Regions from separate parts of the Homo sapiens genome. Here region 2 is linked to region 1. A link is an interaction called in ENCODE POLR2A ChIA-PET data of the cell type or tissue named here. Cell type or tissue: Panc1. All regions are shown on one strand. Each heading gives the region's core, and the rest is flanking DNA. Links, peaks and the distances in the headings are about the cores only. Region 1 overlaps LOC105378771 (a long non-coding RNA gene). Region 2 holds the start of ROR1-AS1 (ROR1 antisense RNA 1).

Region 1 (8,704 bases), core at 564-8,563:
TGAGTTGATGCACTTCAAAATCTTGAGTGTCCAGATTCCCCTGAATTCTTTGGGCTGGCAGAAGTAGCCCCCCACTCCCTCTTAGAGGCCAGTGCTTCCCCTGTGCTTGTAGACAATGTAGAGACCATTACCCTTCAAGTGAACACATGACCTCCCTCTTTACTCACCTTTTGGCCACCAGACAAAAAAAGATAGAATTAAATCAAAACACATCCTTGCCAGGAAAGTACTGAGCCTATTCAGGGAAGAAAGAAACTAGATTTCAGGGAAGCTGTAGGACCTAACCCACAAGTACAGAAGCTGGGAGAGTATGTGTGGGCCTGGACTCTGAGAGTGCTGGATCAAGGGGAGACCGACCATACAAGTGGATGAGGGAGAGTTTATAGGTATGGCAGCAATCTCCCTGCCTAGGACCCTGGGAGGCAGTGTTAGCGCACCTCCTGGTGACTCTTAGAAGGCTGGAGAGGGCTATAACCCACAAAAGTGAAGTGGAAATACCAGAGTCACTATGGAAGACATTGAAAGGAGAGATTGAATGGCTCAGAGAACTGTGCATACCAGAATGAATAAAGTATGTAAGGCTGGTAAATCCACCAGAAGACTCTTGCGCAGGTGGGCTCCGGAAACACTTCGTTTGCCAATGCAATAAGCAACACACTGACAAAAAGACCATCATCACGGAGAAGCTCAGTGATGGCCACTCTCTATAGACTAGAGTTAATGCTGGGAGATTTGGGCTCCTAATAACAGTAGGGATGATTAGATATTAAAAATAGAGGCCAGGTTTCAGCATTTAACTATGAGAAGCAAGGGAGGTGCAATTATCATAGTAACAATAGGAATGATAAGATCTCGATAACAATAGGGATGATAAAATCTCAAAAATAGAGGCCAGATTTCAGGATTTAACTGTGAAAAGCAAGGTTGGCACAATTATCATAGTAAGTGGCAAGATAGAAAAGCCCAATCTGCTATGGAGATGGTGTAATGTCCCCAGTAGGTCAAATACGCAGGTCTAGGAACCAAGGGGTTTGTGTAGGAATAGCCCCCTTATCATCACTTTCAGTTATTCACTTGGGGAATTTGTGCTTCATTTTCACAGCCCTGGTTTCTAGAGGCTTAGCAGTGTTGGCTCACAGAGGGGAAAATGCTTCCACCAAGGGACACAGCAAGAATCCCATTAAATGTTAAGCCACATCTTTCTCTCTAGTCCCTTCAGGATCCTGGCAGGAGTAATTGATCCTGACCATCAGGAAGAGGTAGCACTGGTGTTACACAATGGGGGCAGGGAAGAATATGTTTGGCACCCAGGTGATCCATTTGAGTGTTTCTTGATACTTTTTGCCCAGTTTTGATGATAAATAGGTAAGTGTAGGAGTCATTGCCTGAGAAGGGCAGAGGAACAAGATTTCAAATCCCTCGGATATGAAGGTCTGGGCACCCTCACCAGGTAAGCTATCTAAACCTGCAGAGGCAGTAGCTGAGACTGAGGGGAGTGATAGGAGACGAAGAAGATGCTGAGTATCTGTTTTGTCCTTGGGATCAGGTGCAGCAGGCAACACATTAGTTTACAGCATTAACCTTCCTCTTTTAAGTTTCTCTAGAAAAAGAGGTCCACTAGAATCCTAAAAGATCTGCTTTCAGGACACACACCAAAGGAGTGGATCTGAGCAACATGAGGCATGGACTGGCATGGATGTTGTGGCGCCCCAGCCAAATTCTGTCTCCCCACCCCCAGGATCAAAGCACTCATTCCCCCAGCTACTAAGAGTGTTGACCATTGACAGCATATGGCTGAGTCCAGTCCCAGAGGCTGCCCTCAGCTGAAGAGAGTTGCCTCGCTCAATGCCACACACCTTCCTTAAGGGCAGCCCTGAGCATAATGGGTCATTGCTGCGTGGTCATAAAAGCTCAGCCCCATTGCCCCAATTAGGAACAATGCTTCAGGGCTCTTCAAACACCAGAGCTCTCTATGGAATGGGATGAGGGCTTTTGTGTGACTGCGTCACCACCCAGCTTCACTCTGTGCCCAGTCCTATTCCTTTGCTTCTTCCGCAGATCGCAGTTCTGAGAACCCTCCCAAGTGAGTTTTCAGCATGCTAATCTTTTACTCAGAGTCTGTGTTCCGGAGAACAGGGAGGCAATACAAAGCAACCTGCAGTTCCAAACAACAATAAATTCCAAGCTGGATAATCAAAAAATATGTATATATTAATATATATGTGGAGATATATGTATAGGCAAATCATGGCAAAACTTCAGAAAATCAAAAAAGATATTTAGAGATGGGAAGAAGGAAAAGATAATGTCAGAAAGGCAAAACTTTTCTCAATAGAGCAGCAATTTTTCTGAGGGCTGACTTCTCTAGAGAAAATATTGAAGCCAGAAAAGGGTGAAATGAAATGGTCAATGCAGTGACATAAAATAACCTAGAATCTCATACCCAGGAAAATAACCAGTCAAAAATAAGGGCAAAATACGAACGTTTCAGAAAAAAACAAAAATACAAAGTTTACAAACAACAGACACTGAATAAATGTTTGTTAAGGAATATATCTCAGACAGAATAGATGGAGGGTGCAAGGACAGATGGTGAATGTGTATTTTGGCAAATTTACAGATAAAACTTAAGAAAACGTTTAATTTATGAAATGATAATAATGTCTAGTGTCTGTTGGGGGCAAAGAGCCTAGAATAGACAAAAGTAGCATGTGAATTTAGAGGAGTGGGAGATCAGATTTAAGGCACCCTGAAGTCATAGTATGTTTGGGGAAAAAAATACTATTTAAACTTTGTCCAAAAGAATGACATAGCACTTTAATTAATTAATTCCAAACTTGTAGGGGAAGAACTAGGATGGGGAAGAGAAAAAATGCAGTCAATCCAAAGGAGGTAGGAAGGGTGGGTGTAAAACAGGAAAGGCAGAATGAATAGAAGGATAAATAGAAATAAGAGAGTAGACATAAATCCAAATAAGTCAGTAATCAAAATAAGGGGAAAAAATTCTGGGCATAGTGGTGTACCCTTGTAATTCTGACTACTTGGGAGGCTGACGTGGGAGAATTGCCATAGCTCAGGAATTCAAGATCAGCCTGGCCAATATAGCAAGACCCCATCTTGAAAGAAAAAGAAAGCAAGAAGGAAGGAAGGAAGGGAGGGAGGAAAGAAGGAAGGAAGGAGAAGAAAGGAAGAAAGAAAGAGGGGAGGGAGAGAGAGAAGAAAGAAAGAAAGAAAAAGAAAGAAAGAAAGAAAGAAAAAGAAGGAAGGAAGGAAAGAAGGAAAGAAGAAAAAGAAAGAAAGGAAATAAGAAAGGAACGTGGTGGCTCACGCCTGTAATCCTAGCACTTTGAAGACTGAGGCGGGTGGATCACGAGGTCCAGAGATTGAGACCATCCTGCCCAACATGGTGAAACCTCGTCTCTACTGAAAATACAATAATAATAATAATAAGCTGGGTGTGGCCGTGCGTGCCTGTAGTCCCAGCTACTTGGGAAGCTGAGGCAGGAGGATTGCTTGAACCCGGGAGGTGGAGGTTGCAGTGGGCCAAGATTGCACCACTGCATTCCAGCCTGGGGACAGAGCGAGACTCTGTCTCAAAAAAAAAAAAAAAAAAAAAAAAGATAAAGAGAAAGAAAGAAAAGAAAGCAAGCAAGAAAGAAACAGAAGGAAAATGGATTAAGCTGTCTTGTTAAAGCACCAAGACCCTCATACCGCATAGAAACAAACTCCAGCTATGTCCTTTCTATAAGAGACTAACTAAATAAAATACAAGGACAAAAAAAGTTTGAATGTCAAAGCCTAGAAAAAATATGTCAGGAAAATATTAACCAAAAGAAAGCAGGCCAACAAAACAAAACAGACTTTGAGGAAAAAAGCATTTAAAAAGATAAAATCACTACATAATGGTAAGAGTTTCGATTTGTTAGGAACATAACAGTTGAAAACTTATATTTACCTAATAATACACCTTCAAAATATAGAAACAAAAACGGTTTGATCTATGAAGAGGCATTAACAAATCCTTCACTATTTTAATACAGCTTTCTTGGTTATTGCTAGATCAAGTAGAAAACAATGTTGGCAAAGATATTTGAGATTTGAACAGCATCATGTAAAAGCTTTCAGGACACTGCTTTGATTTATCATCTCCCCCAGGTCTCCACTTCACCTCATAAACATTCCCATCGCTCTTGTCCTGACTTTTTCGTTCACACATCTCAGGGTAGTCCTTGATTTGTGTCTGCGCCACCAGTTTTATTATCTGCCTCTGGTTTGCGGCTTTACTCATATTCTCAATTTTGCCTTCATAGTTTCTTAAGCAAGATTTCTCTCTTCCAGTATCTTAGCCAAAGAGAAGCCTAAGCAGGGCTAGACTTTAACCCCCTTGTCTTCCTCAAATTACAAAAGGAGTTGGGGGACAGGTTCAGACATCATATAAATGTTAGTGCTTGGCACATGTTAGGTAAGTGCTCATAAATGTATGTAGAACAAAAGCAATAAATATTAACTTATTTGAAGGATTTTTCTCCCAGCATCATTTACTTCTAGATCAAAGTGCTTAGTCATATCAGACCCTAATCCCTAAATGCACAGAGCTTTGTCCATTTTCCTTCTCCCAGCCCTGCATCCCTACACATTCCAGGTCTTTATCTTTCTTCTCTAGTCCCTACCTCCTACAACTTAGTGCCAACCACAGAATGACAGAGGCTGGGGATGGTTCTTCCAGTAGAGCTCATGGCAGAGACAGCAGTGGTATATGGAAACTACCTCATATGCAGCGCTCTCCCAGCTGACAGCCTTCTTAGAAAATGAGAATTCATCTGGCAATAAATAACAAGGGCTACAGAGCTGTTCCTACTCTTTGACCCAGTAATTCCACTTCTGGGAATTTTCTCTAAGGAAATAACTTAAGGGGGAAAAAAATCCATCTGTCTAAAGATGTTCACAGCAGATCAATTCATAAGAAAGGAAAACTGGAAACAATCCAAATTCCCAGTATTGGGGAAATGGCAGGCAGATTGTGACACAGTATCACAATGGAATACACTATAGCTATTACAAAGGGCAGTTATATGCACTAGGCCAATTCTTGGAAGTGTACTTGTGAAGTTACATTCTGAGAGAGCAGCGTACCCGAAAACTCACCATTTATTGTCTATTGCTTGTAAGACACTCCAAACCTGGTTCTAAGGATGATGAAACTGAGGCTCGAGGCGTTTATTGCCCTGCCTGGAGAGAAATTGGAATTCAAGACTGGATCTCTCTGATGCCAACGTCCATGTCCTCCTATACATGTAGCTTCCAGCTGTGTCTAATTTTCCAGCGAAATGGAAAGGGAACAGAGAGTGATCCAAGCAGATTAGAGTTCTGTTTTTTGATTTTTTTTGAGACGGAGTCTTGCTCTGTCGCCAGGCTGGAGTGCAATGGCGCGATCTTGGCTCACTGCAACCTCCGCCTCCCGAGTTCAAGAGACTCTCCTGCCTCAGCCTCCCGAGTAGCTGGGACTACAGGCAGCCGCCACCACGCCCAGCTAATTTTTGTATTTTTAGTAGAGATGGGGTTTCACCATGTTGGCCAGGATGGTCTCGAGCTCTTGACCTCGTGATCTGCCCACCTTGGCCTCCCAAAGTGCTGGGATTACAGGTGTGAACCACTTCACCCTGACTAGAGTTTATTTTTAATTGTCTTAATAATGGTAAATGTTTAAAATTTTTTTAAAAAGAGGAATGAAACAGATCTGTCTCATGAAGACCAGGCCCGACCATAGCTCGATCCAAGGGTCTGTGCCAGGTAGACACCCACATTACCTATCTGTCTCCATTATATACCCAAATACCCTGAGAGGCTTGTTCAGTGCGCACATGCTTTCTTCCCTGAACCCCTGCTCTGCATTCAAACTTTATGTCTGTGACACAGTGAGCTACTGCTTGTGGTAGAAATATGGATATTTATTTTTGGTTTGTTTGGAGCCAGAAAGAAAGATTGAAAATCACTGGTTAAAATATTGTCCTCAAAAGGTCCATGTGAAAACCCAGGAGCTTGTGACACAAATGAGAAGAATGAATGTTTTCCAATTTTCAACATATGACTTGATATAGGCACACTGGGTAAAATGGAAGATGCTTGGGTTTTGTGTGAATTTTGGAGTAAGAGTGATTTAGGTTCAAGTCTTGGCCCAATTGTAATTGTGGGTAAGATCTATTTTATTTTATTTTTTAAAATTTTTATTTATTTATTTATTTATTTATTTATTTATTTAGAGATGGAGTTTCACTCTTGTTGCCCAGGCTGAAGTACAATGGCACGATCTTGGCTCACCGCAACCTCTGCCTCCTGGGTTCAAGTGATTCTCCTGCCTCAGACTCCCCAGTAACTGGGATTACAGGCATGCACCACCACGCCTGGCTAATTTTGTATTTTTAGTAAAGATGGGGTTTCTCTGTGTTAGTCAGGCTGGTCTCGAACTCCTGACCTCAGTTGATCCACCCGCCTCAGTCTCCCAAAGTGCTGGGATTACAGGCGTGAGCCACCGTGTCTGGCCAAGATCTATTTTAAACACACCCACACACCCCTGGCATTTGCCCTTAGAAACTGTTAGAACAACATGTCTACCTTGCCCTTTACCTTGATATCGTTGAATTTTGCCACTGACAAAATGTCCTGGTTCTTGGGCTAATGATGTCTCAACGAAAGATAAGGATTAGAAATACTTTGTTTCTAAAGATCTTCTGTTCTTTAGCTGATGCCTGCGTTTCTGTTCCTTGTCCTTCCCTAGTACATTCACCAAGCAAAGTTGCAATGGCAGGAGCCCTTCTGGCTTCTCCTAGGGCCACCTGCACCTGCCTGCAGTCCAGATGGCTGACTTCCCCACTTCCTCCTTCATTACCTCTCATTAGAGAAGCAATTGGACCACAGGTTTGGACTGACCAATGAATAAAGGGCAAGGGGCCACTTCAAGGTATTTTTAGTCTTAAAGAAACTATAAAACCAACCAAGACACAGCAATGGGAGGACTCCAGGCTCGAAGGCAGTAGGCCCAGAGGACAGCTCGGCATGAGTGCACCAGCTTCAGAGTTGTGCTTCTTGGCTGTTCTTCAGAGTCAGCAGTTGTTCCCTCAATGACTTTGCAGAAGTGGCAAGATGAGGTTGGTGGGGAGAGACAAGCGGCATGGGTTTGTAAGACCCTTACTGTCAGCTGACCCACCCGCCCTGCTAGGTTCCGGCTGCCGTGACCACAGCCTTCTAGTTAAAAGTAATACTTTTCTTCATATTTTATGGCAGATAGTTGGGATTTTGACTTTGCCATTGCAAATACACAGAAAGGAAACAATAACCCCAGGGGTGAGGAGCGGGCAGAATAATTCAAGATATTAAAGTCAGAACTGGGTCACTGGGCAGGAATTAGAAGAGGGAGCTTGTGCTGTACAGACCTCTAGGAGCTACCAGCAAATACAGTGCTTACTTGCACTGTGACTTTGAGCCAGGTGCTTAACCTCTCTGACCTTGAGGTTCCTTATCTGTAGAATGGGCTAATCCTTCCCATGATGCAGAGTTGTTATAAATATTAGAGAAAATGTGTCCAACATACCTGGCTATTAGTGCCCAGAGTGACCTTAATATGGAAATAGCATCTGGTCAGAATGAAGGGTCCCACCCTCCATGTGCCCTGAACACACAGATAGTATAACTACAACCATGCACTATCCCACCATATTTTAATGGCATGCGGTCTTTCTCACTGGTGTGTAAACTGTGAGGAGAGACTAAGATTCATCTCTGTGTCCTCAGGGTGTGGCTGGTACCTGGCACCATGTCAGGCTCAGAGTGGATATTTTTGTACTTTGAAATTGTAAATTAGTATTTAGATGATGAAAACCCCTCATTCTTTCTCTCTTTCCTCTGCATTTGCCTCTTTTGTTTCTTAAATGTAAAGGAATTTAAACCAAATAGGCTTTTTGTGATCAGATTGGGCTAGGCTGTGTTTCAGTAACAGCCCACTCTGAAATCTCAGTGGCTTAACTTAACAAAAGTTTATTTCTGACTCATGCAAAGTCCCCTGTGGTTATGGGCGACTCTCCAGGGCAGCTGTTCTCCATACAGTGGCTCAGAAACCCCAGGCGCCTTTGATCCGGTGGCTCCATCATCTCAGCACAAGGCAAAGCGAGAGCCCCTGGAGAGCTGCACCCTCCAGGCTGTGCTTCAGCCCAGAAGTGCTACCTGTCACTTCCCTGCAGAGCCCCTTGGCCAGACGTAGTCACGTGGCCACATCTAACTGCAAGATAGCTGGGAAGAGTAGTTTTCAGTGTGCCCAGGATGGAGAGCTGAACTGGATCTTAAGGTGTCCTAATCATGCCCAGTGTAAGGGCTCAAGCTAAAATGCAAAACAACCAAAAGCAAAAGTGGAAAAATCACCCACATTTGTTGTTCCTTTTATGAAACATACATTTACTTATTTATCCAATGAATATTTGTTGAAAACCTATAAGGTACCAAGCATTGCTCTAAGTACTGGGGCATAGTGGTGAATAAAAAAGGTCCCTGACATCATGAGCTTATATTCTGTTGGGGAGTGACAAACAATAAATAGGTATATAAACTCTCAGATGGTTATATGTGCTATGAAGGAAAATAATAAAATAGGGTAAAAGGATAGAAAAGGAGAGAGGAAGTTACTATTTTGGATGTGGTAGTAGAGGAAGTCCTT
Region 2 (8,704 bases), core at 298-8,297, 400 kb after region 1:
ACTTAAAAATTACACATTTCCTATTAATTTTAATCTTCACAGTCTTATGAGGCTGCTGTAGCTGGAATTATAAGTGAAGAAAATGAGGTTCAGAAAGGATAAGTAACTTCTCCAGGGTATTTTCTGAGCACTCTGAGCAGGTGGCAGAGTTTGGGCTCAAATCACATCTTTTTGACTCAAGCCCTGAGCTCCATTCCTGCACTTATGATGTGGTGCACAGTGCCTAGATAGCACTTTCACACATAGAATCTTCCTTGTGCTATAGAAGAGCCCTGTAGGCAAAGTTACTTATCCTTTCTGAAAAATCACAATCTCGGCTCACTGCGACCTCAACCTCCCAGGTTCAACCAATCCTCGTGCATCAGCCTCCCAAGTAGCTTGGACTACAGACACACACCAGCATGCCCAGCTAATTTTTGTATTTTTTTGTAGAGAACAGGGTCTCACTTTGTTGCCTAGACTGGTCTCAAACTCGTGGGCTCAAGCAGTCCTCCGCTCTGCCTTCCAAAGTGCTGGGATTATAGGTGTGAGTTACCTCATTCAGGCCCTCCTGCCTTCCTTTTATTATATGGTAGGGTGGGATGGGCAGGAATTTGTTGTCTTTTGGGGGCTTCTGATGTCCGAATGTCTTATTAATTAGCCCTACCAACAGACACAACTCAGACCAGAGCTAACCCTGTCAATTTAGACATCACTTCCTCTAGGAAGCCTTTGCTATATCCCTCCAGTAAAGGTCACATGACCTCCTCTGCACACTCAGTCTCCCTGTCTTTGTCCATATCACATAGCACTATCTGTTCCATGAGGCCAGGTATTGTCCATATGTACAATAGGAACATAACTCTTAATCAAATATTCGTGGAGTTGATGAACAAGTGCAGTTAGAATCAGTGGATAAATCCTTCTAATATTCAAAGCAATGAAGGCAGCTCACTTTTCTCCTATGCCTATTCTAAAATCAAATTATTCTTTTATTCATATTGTCTGTTTTAACTAGATTTTATGTGCATAAGTGTATTGTAAAGTGGGAAGGAAGACCACTAGAGGCAAGTACTTCCTTCTCCATTTGATGATGAGGAATCTGAAGGTAAGAGGCAGCAAGTAACTTTTCTAAGGTCACACAGCCTATCAGATATAGAGCTGGGTTTTGCATTCAGGTCAATTGAACATTGAACCCTGAGGACAGGCAGCTGGTAAGTATCACAGCTGAGATTAAAACGCAAGCCATCTAATTCCCATCCTCATCTTTCTTCTGCTTGCTTCCTGCCTAAAAAACAGGATAACAAAGGAGGGTTGTTTCTGTTTGTAATTTCAAAGTTAGTACTCAATATATCACAAGGGTCTCTTAAATCATACAGTGTTCATTACCTGCATATTCCTTGTGAGAGTTAAGCTTTGGTCTTCCTCATTTTACCAGATGGGAAACCAAGGCCAGGAAGTTTCAGCATTCTCACCAGCTCTTCAGAAAGCTCATGTATCTTGGAAGCAGAATGCAGGATGGTGCTGGAGGGGCTGAGAGTAGGTAGGAAATTAAGGGACTCTGTTAGGAGCAGTGGAGTAAAGACCTTTAACTTGAAACCATTTAAAAAATACTTTCATACCATATATTTGTGAGCCCAGGTAATTTCTGAATTTCTGATCCAAATCTTTTCCTCCAAAATGCCTGCTAAGAAACTCTAGAGGTCGGGGGTGAAGCGGGGAGGGAGAAGGAAGAAAAAAAAAAAGAAAGTACAATGATTCCATTCAGAAACTTGGTCCAAATCCTTGTCTCTTTCTTCTATCAGAAATCCTCTGTTGTCAGTCCCTGGCATCACCTAGAGATTTCCTTACCAGCAGCATTCTTATGTTTTTACTAAAACTTCTCCTAGAAGAGCATGTTTTGCTTTTAGGAGCCAGACTTAAGAAAGTGCATCAGCTTAAAAATACATTTGCTTGTAATTTTTGTCCATGCTGCCATCTGACAGGATTTGAGGATGCTTCCATTTCTGCCAGGATAATAGCTTTGTTATCTGCTGAGATCTGCAATAGCTCGACAGCACAGGAAATCTGTGTCTCAGCCCCCTGCTCCAAGTTTAGCTCATCCATTACCTAAAATTGGGTTTACACAAGGAAAATTACTTTAGTGCTAATCCAGTTGACTTGTAAAGTAAATTTAGCTTCCTCGGGTTCCTAGTCCCATAATCTAAACTGATTTCAACAACAGCTTTAGGAGTCCTCCCACACTTCTTAAGAACCCTCAGGAGCATGGGTCCCCAGCAAGCTGACCACAGCTACTAGTCATCTTCAAGCCAGTGATGTTTGCTGCCTTGGTACATTGTCCGTGGCTCCACAATTACACACTGGAGGGTAGGGCTGGGAGTAGTGGGAGAAGATAGCCTTGGGCTATTCATTTCACATTTCTGTGTCTCCGTCTGTAAAATCCTGGTAACAAATGAGGTGCCACATAGAGGGAAAAAGTGGAATTAAATGTTTTGAACCCAACTCACAGAAAATCTGTGGAGTAAAAAGCTGATTACAAGTAACAAAATCTTCCTTTTTTTCTCCCTTGTTCCTAAGTGTTAGACCTGGGTTCACTTGCCACAACTTATAAACCAATCAAATGTGATGATGTTTAAGACTTGCTTACAGTGGTTTCCCCAAAGCTAATCAATGAAAAGTCCTTACATTCCACAAACTAGTCAGCTTTGCAGCAACAGCCTCACCTTCTTGGGGAGGCACATGATGTGAGTCACACAATTTTCATGCCAGCCCAGAGCGTTGGGTGCCATTACAAAGCCATGGGTGTCTTACATGAATGGGAGCCTCGCGGGGGGTTGAAGAGGCTGATCTGATCTGTGGTTCCTCAATTCAGAGGACATGAGCTTTTGAAAATAGGCCTTTCTAGGTGAATTGGCCTGCATGTCATAGTTTACACATACTGAGAGCTGATCATATATCAATAATTGTTCTAAGTTCCATTGTGGGTGAGTGCTATTGTGATGTGCTATTGTGTGTGTACTATTGGGTAAGTGCTATTGTGATGTTTATCAGATCCTCATCATAACCACATGAAGCAGTAAAGGTATTATCTCCAACTGGGGCACAGAAAAAAAAAGTTAACTTGTCCAAGTCACATAGCTAGTAAGTGGCAGGCCTAGAATTCCAACCCAGGCATTCTATCATGATTACTAGTGGCCACGAATCAGATGATTGTAGTAACTTGTCCTGGACTTGGGAGATCTGTATGCTGACTCATAGAGCCCTAACAGTGTCTTAATTGATACGCCCAGTGGTTTCTTCTCAGTCACCAGTGAACTTTGTAGAATAGGATGCAGCTGGTTACCCTTTCATAGCATCTTTCACCCTTTTTTCCCACCTCTTTGAGACTCTTTTTAGTGTGCTTTGTTGACTTCTCTTCCTCTTTCAACCTCATATTTGTGGATTCCCCCACAAGTTTCTGTCCCTGCCCTTCCTCCTTCCCTCACCATCTAATCTCACCTGCATACCCAGTGTGCTCATCAATTCTTATAGGTTCAACTGGCAGTTCTATAAGGATGACTGAAATTTATCAGCCAACCCTGACTCTTTTCCCGAATGCAAGACCTGCATTTCCAGCCTCCCATTGGACATTTCCCTATGGACAGCCTGCCAGCATTCCCTATTTCACCTCTCCACATTGCCGCACTAATTTGCACAGTAGCCAGTACATAATAAGCATGTGATAAATTGGTAATAGATGAAAGAATGCATAATTTAATGAAACAGTTGCCACCTTCCATAGATTTAATCTTCCAGACTGCTCTTACCTAAGCTACTTTCTTCCGTTTTTCTGAATCCCCTCACTTAACCCTGCTCTCAGGTGCCCCTCAACCTGCATCTTTTGTTTCTCTTTGTTCTGGTGCCTGTTTTCTTCTCTTCTACACTCTTTTATAGTTATTTCTGTAAATGTCTTTTCTATTCAAGAATGTGCATACATTAAGGGAAGAGATTGTATTTTCTTCATTGGTTTTCACTAAATAGCCTAACACCGTGCATTTCACAAAGAGGCACACCATATCTATGGAAAGAGTGAATCAGTGAAAGTAGACATAGCACTCTGCAGTTTACAAAGGGCTTCACAGGTACCATCCCTATATTCTGCAGTAGGCCGAAGAGATAGCCGTTGAGTCATTAGCCCCATTGTACAGATGAGGAAGCTGCAAGTTAGTGTGGTCGTTAATGGTCCAGAATCTCACTGCTCTTAAGTTTCCAAGCCATTCTTATGATTTTAAACTGGAAGGCAGATCATCCCCTCATCATGACTTTCTCCCCCATGTACTCGGGAAAAATGAGGGAGAGAGACAAGAGAACTTTGGGGTGAAAACTCACATTGGGAACAATTACAAGTGTGTCTGATTTGGTAGCTTGGATGTTACAACCACTCATCAATTTTCATGTGGCTTCAAAGACCCTCATTTGAAGCTCCTAAGAGCAGCTCACTTCAGAAGAGACCCAGGTACCAATTTATTCTGGAGAGTTCCAGTGTTTCGTCCTAAAAAAAAAAAAAAGAAAGAAAGAAAAAAGAAAGCATAAAGTTTAAACAGATCCAAGGATTTTTCTTTTGGAATCTGACAGATCTGGGTTGGAGGCCCAACTTTAACATTTAACAATCGCCTCCCTGCCCCCATTTATAAAATGAAGATAAAAACACTCTTACTCGTGGTGATATATGTGGATTAAAAGGATAAATTTTAAAGTGCTTGGCATGACTCCTGGCATGGGAACTCAGTCCATTTTCTCCCTCTGCCCCTGAATTGTGCCTCTGCCTTTAACTCCTTCTATATGTGGGACCATGACCGGTGAACTTGGGGCCAAGATGAGCCTCACCTACCAGGGGTAGAGAGTAGAAAGCCCAAGCTGATGACTGAAGCTGGAAGTGTCAGCTTCTTGCACAATTGCTGCCCTCTTAGAGCTGCTTGAGGCCATCTCAACGTGCAACATGACTGACATGCAGTTAGGTCATTGAAATCACACCATCGGAATTCTTCAGCTTAATATGTCGCTTCTTAGAAAGTTAATGCCCTTTTGATACTATCAGTATGAAATGTTGAGAAGCAAAAGCTCAAAGGCTTAATTTTAGAAGAGAGAGAGCAGTTTCTAAAGGAGTGACTGATGGGAGAGAGACTCAGTAGTTGACTATGCAAAGGTGCCCAGGGCAGGTGTGAACAACAAAGCTGGCTTCCTGATACAGGTAGTACTGAAAGAACCCCGGCTCCACAGCCCTGCAGCACCTTTAAAGAAAGGGTGAGGGAGACATGCTTAAGCATTTTTTTTTCTGCTCCACAACAGGGCCCAGGGTATTGACAGTGCTGACAGAACAACTGAGAAGTTGTTTAGGTTGGCATTAACAAACCCGGCACATTGCCTTTTCTGATTGACACAATTCAAACGGGTATCAACTGCCTTTCAGTACCACTGAGAAGTGGTGAACGATGAGGGAATCATAGGGCCATCCAAGTGCATTCCTAGCAGGGACCATGAATCAGCCTTATCTTGTCCCACCTCCTCTTTACACAGGGAGGTAAGCCAAGGCTCAGGACATCATCAGATATGTGATAAATCCTCCATTAACTGGAATAGTCAGTTAACAAGACTTGTTTGCCTTTTATATTGTTATAGTCCAATTTTGGTTAAGTAGAGGTAAAATAGGTAAAAATAAGATGGTTGTTTGTTTGCTTGTTTTTGAGACGAGGTCTCACTCTGTCACCAGGCTGGATTGCAGTGGTGCGATCATGGCTCACTGCAGCGTCTACCTCTTGGACTCAAGCAATCCCCCTACCTCAGCCTCCCGAGTAGCTGGGACTACAGGCACGTGCCCAGTTAGGTTGGGATTTTTTCATTGAAGTGATTTTAAGTAATATGTACAGTTTCACATCTGGTACCTTGCTCCACCATTTACTAACTAGGTGACCCTGGACACATTTCTTTATTTTTATTTTTATAACTTGCTCTGTTGCCCAGGATGGAGTGCAGTGGTGCAATCATAGCTCACTGCAGCCTTGAACTCCTGAGCTCAAGGGATCCTCTTGCCTCAGCCTCCCGAAGAGCTGGGGCTACAGGCACATGCCACCATGCCTGGCTAATTTTTAATTTTTATTTATTTATTTATTTATTTTGTAGAGACAGGTCTTGTCTTATTGCCCAGGCTGGTCTTGAACTGCTGGCTTTAAGCAATTCTCCCACCCTAGCCTCCCAAAGTGCATTTCTTAAATTCTTATATATGCCTCAGTTTACTCATCTGTATAAGAGGGTAAATAGAACTTACCTCTTATGGTTGTAACGATAAATAAATAAGATAAAGTATATATATGTGTATATATATATATCACTTAAAAAGAATAAGCACTCAATATATATTTATTTTATTAATACTGCTATTATCATCTGCTTTTGCTCTATCTCTATTCCTGCCTGATGCACCTGAAGGTTGAGCGGCATTGTAAACAGAGGGTGGCAGCATGAGCTTAGGCATTGTGTGGAACTGGATGTGAACTTGGGGAAATTGCTTCATTCTCTAAACCTCAGTTTCCTCATCTATTAAATGGGAGGAGTAATACCTGCCTCTGCATGATTCTTGTATGGAACAAATAAGATCATATTTATAAAGTGCTTAATACACACCTGCCAATAAATGGTCAACATGATTATGGTTAGAATAAGGATTCTAAAAGCATTATAAAGTGCCGGATCATGAAAGATCGTAGCTCTTCATTGATTCAGTATTTATCTCTTGAGTACTTGCTTTATGCCAGATACAGAGTTTGGCACTGGGGACCCAGATTTACAATGTGTTGAAACAAATGGAAGTTTCTCGTGAACTCTTGGTCACTAATGAGATGAGACCATCCCGTTCCACCGCACTTTCAAGTTAATCCATGCTCTTCTATAGAATCCTTACATTCCAGCTGTGGGATGGCTGTGTCTCATATCTCCTCAGATCAAAAAGCATTTCTGCGAACAGTGATATTGAACATTAAACTGGCTGCATCAAACTTGAAAGGATGGGGCGGTGATTTTGTGTCACAATATTTTTAACATTATGCCTGGCGAATGTGCACATGTTAGATATAAAGGAGGTTTCCAAAGGGGAAGCTTTACTACTTGGACTTTTAAATTGCCAGGCTGCATTCTTGGGAAAGCCACATAAAAGAATACCCCTTTTTAAATGAGTATTACCTCAAAAAGTATAGCTCTTTTACGAAAGGAATATGTTGTTCTGAAGCCTTGTCCTTGATGATTTTACTGATATTGTGATGGTTATTTCAACTAACATAAGAAGGAATCTATTAGATAACAAACATTCACAGATTGCCTCTGCTTGCTGGGAATTACATCCAGCAGCTTGAAGAGCTGGGTATATTGAAAGGAAAAGGGCGTTTTAAATGTATAATCTACTCTTCCCTTTGGCACCAATCCGTGTAGTGAGACAACACTTGGCTGGGACTCGGGATCTGGCCCTGGCTTCCATTCTGCCATGACTTTGAGAGGAAACTCAAGTTCCGCCTTCTCCAGGAAGTTATCCCTGACCACCCCAGCCTACGGTGGATTTTCCTGCACTGAATGTGTTACACTTAGATTCCATGGTATATGATTTAACACATGGCCTCTCATATGAAATAACATATGAAATGTTATTTCAACATTTTATATCTTGTCTCTCCAGAAACGTTACATGCTCCTTGAGGGAAGAAATCAAGTCTAACCTGCCTTTTGAACCCTCTATGTAGTGCTATAAAATAAATATGTCCTCAACCAAGTCCTGATTGACTAAGAAAACCAGTGATTGGTCAATGATGTTACTTTGTCTTCTGCTAAACATTTTTGGGGCAGGGGATAGAGGGGTGTGGGAGAATGGGAGTTCAACTCAGAGGAAACTTAGTAAAGAGGAAAAGACATAACAGACCTGGTATTGAGTCCCCATCTGGCCAATTAATCACCAAGTTATCAAATAAAGCCTATTTGATCTCTTCGACCTCATTTTCCTCATCTTTGAAATATCTTCCTCTTAGCATGATTTTGAGGATCAAATAGAGATAATATATGGAAAATTCTTTGTATGCAGGAGCCCACTTTGTAATGTTATTCATTGCTTCAATTTTCAATTTGGCTTGGGTTAAGAAAAAAAGTATTTTTTTTTCTCTCAAACCAGTGAGCGGGGGAAGAATGATAAAAATCACATTTTCTGAAATTACTCTAGCTTATGTAAGAAGTTTGATCTGCCAGTATTTGCCTTTTTCTCACATCACCTGCTGCATGCCACACACCTGATTTGTCTGTTGTGTTCATGTAGGATTTTGTAGCTCACAAAAGCATTTTCACATGCATTATCATACAAAAACCCTGTGATACAGGCACTGTGGAAGTAAGTATTCCCATTTCATTGATGAGTAAACTGAGACTCACAGAGGCTTTAAAAATGCCCCAACATCACCCTATCAGGCTGACAGTGCCTGCCTTCCTCCAGCCTTGTCCTCTTTCCACAACACCACACTGGTTCTCCTGTACAAATATTAGGCAGCTCCCACAAGACATTCTCAGTCACAAACATGATCACCATCTACTTCCTAGTCAAGGAGATCAGTTCACGCATTTTGTCTTCATACAAATAATTAAAACAGGGACTGGGTACCTTGGCCCATGCCTGTAATCCCAACACTTTGGGAGTTCAAGGCGGGGAGATCACTTG

Evidence for each region. Peaks named below come from ENCODE experiments on the same cell type or tissue, not always from the same donor. Only the 100,000 strongest peaks of a DNase experiment are listed, where the experiment ranks them.
Region 2: POLR2A ChIA-PET joins it to region 1 with 11 read pairs; 2 of 35 experiments call an interaction of 5 or more read pairs at or near these places.

Annotation. Positions count from the first base shown.
Region 1 is chr1:63,706,304-63,715,007 of GRCh38, forward strand. All of the region lies in intron 1 of LOC105378771 (a long non-coding RNA gene), which reads left to right. Among named protein-coding and RNA genes, the nearest start is that of ROR1, 63 kb to the right of the region's middle. RefSeq lists an enhancer at 7,771-8,272. In Panc1, for the core only: no CTCF peak of the experiment used is centred there; no DNase peak of the experiment used is centred there; H3K27ac peaks cover 3,697 bases.
Region 2 is chr1:64,109,282-64,117,985 of GRCh38, forward strand. All of the region lies in intron 4 of ROR1 (receptor tyrosine kinase like orphan receptor 1), which reads left to right. ROR1-AS1 (ROR1 antisense RNA 1) reads right to left here and starts at 2,924. Exons shown (of 6, transcript NR_110666.1): 1 at 2,665-2,924; 2 at 1,831-2,088; 3 at 1,602-1,676; 4 at 1,369-1,512. In Panc1, for the core only: no CTCF peak of the experiment used is centred there; no DNase peak of the experiment used is centred there.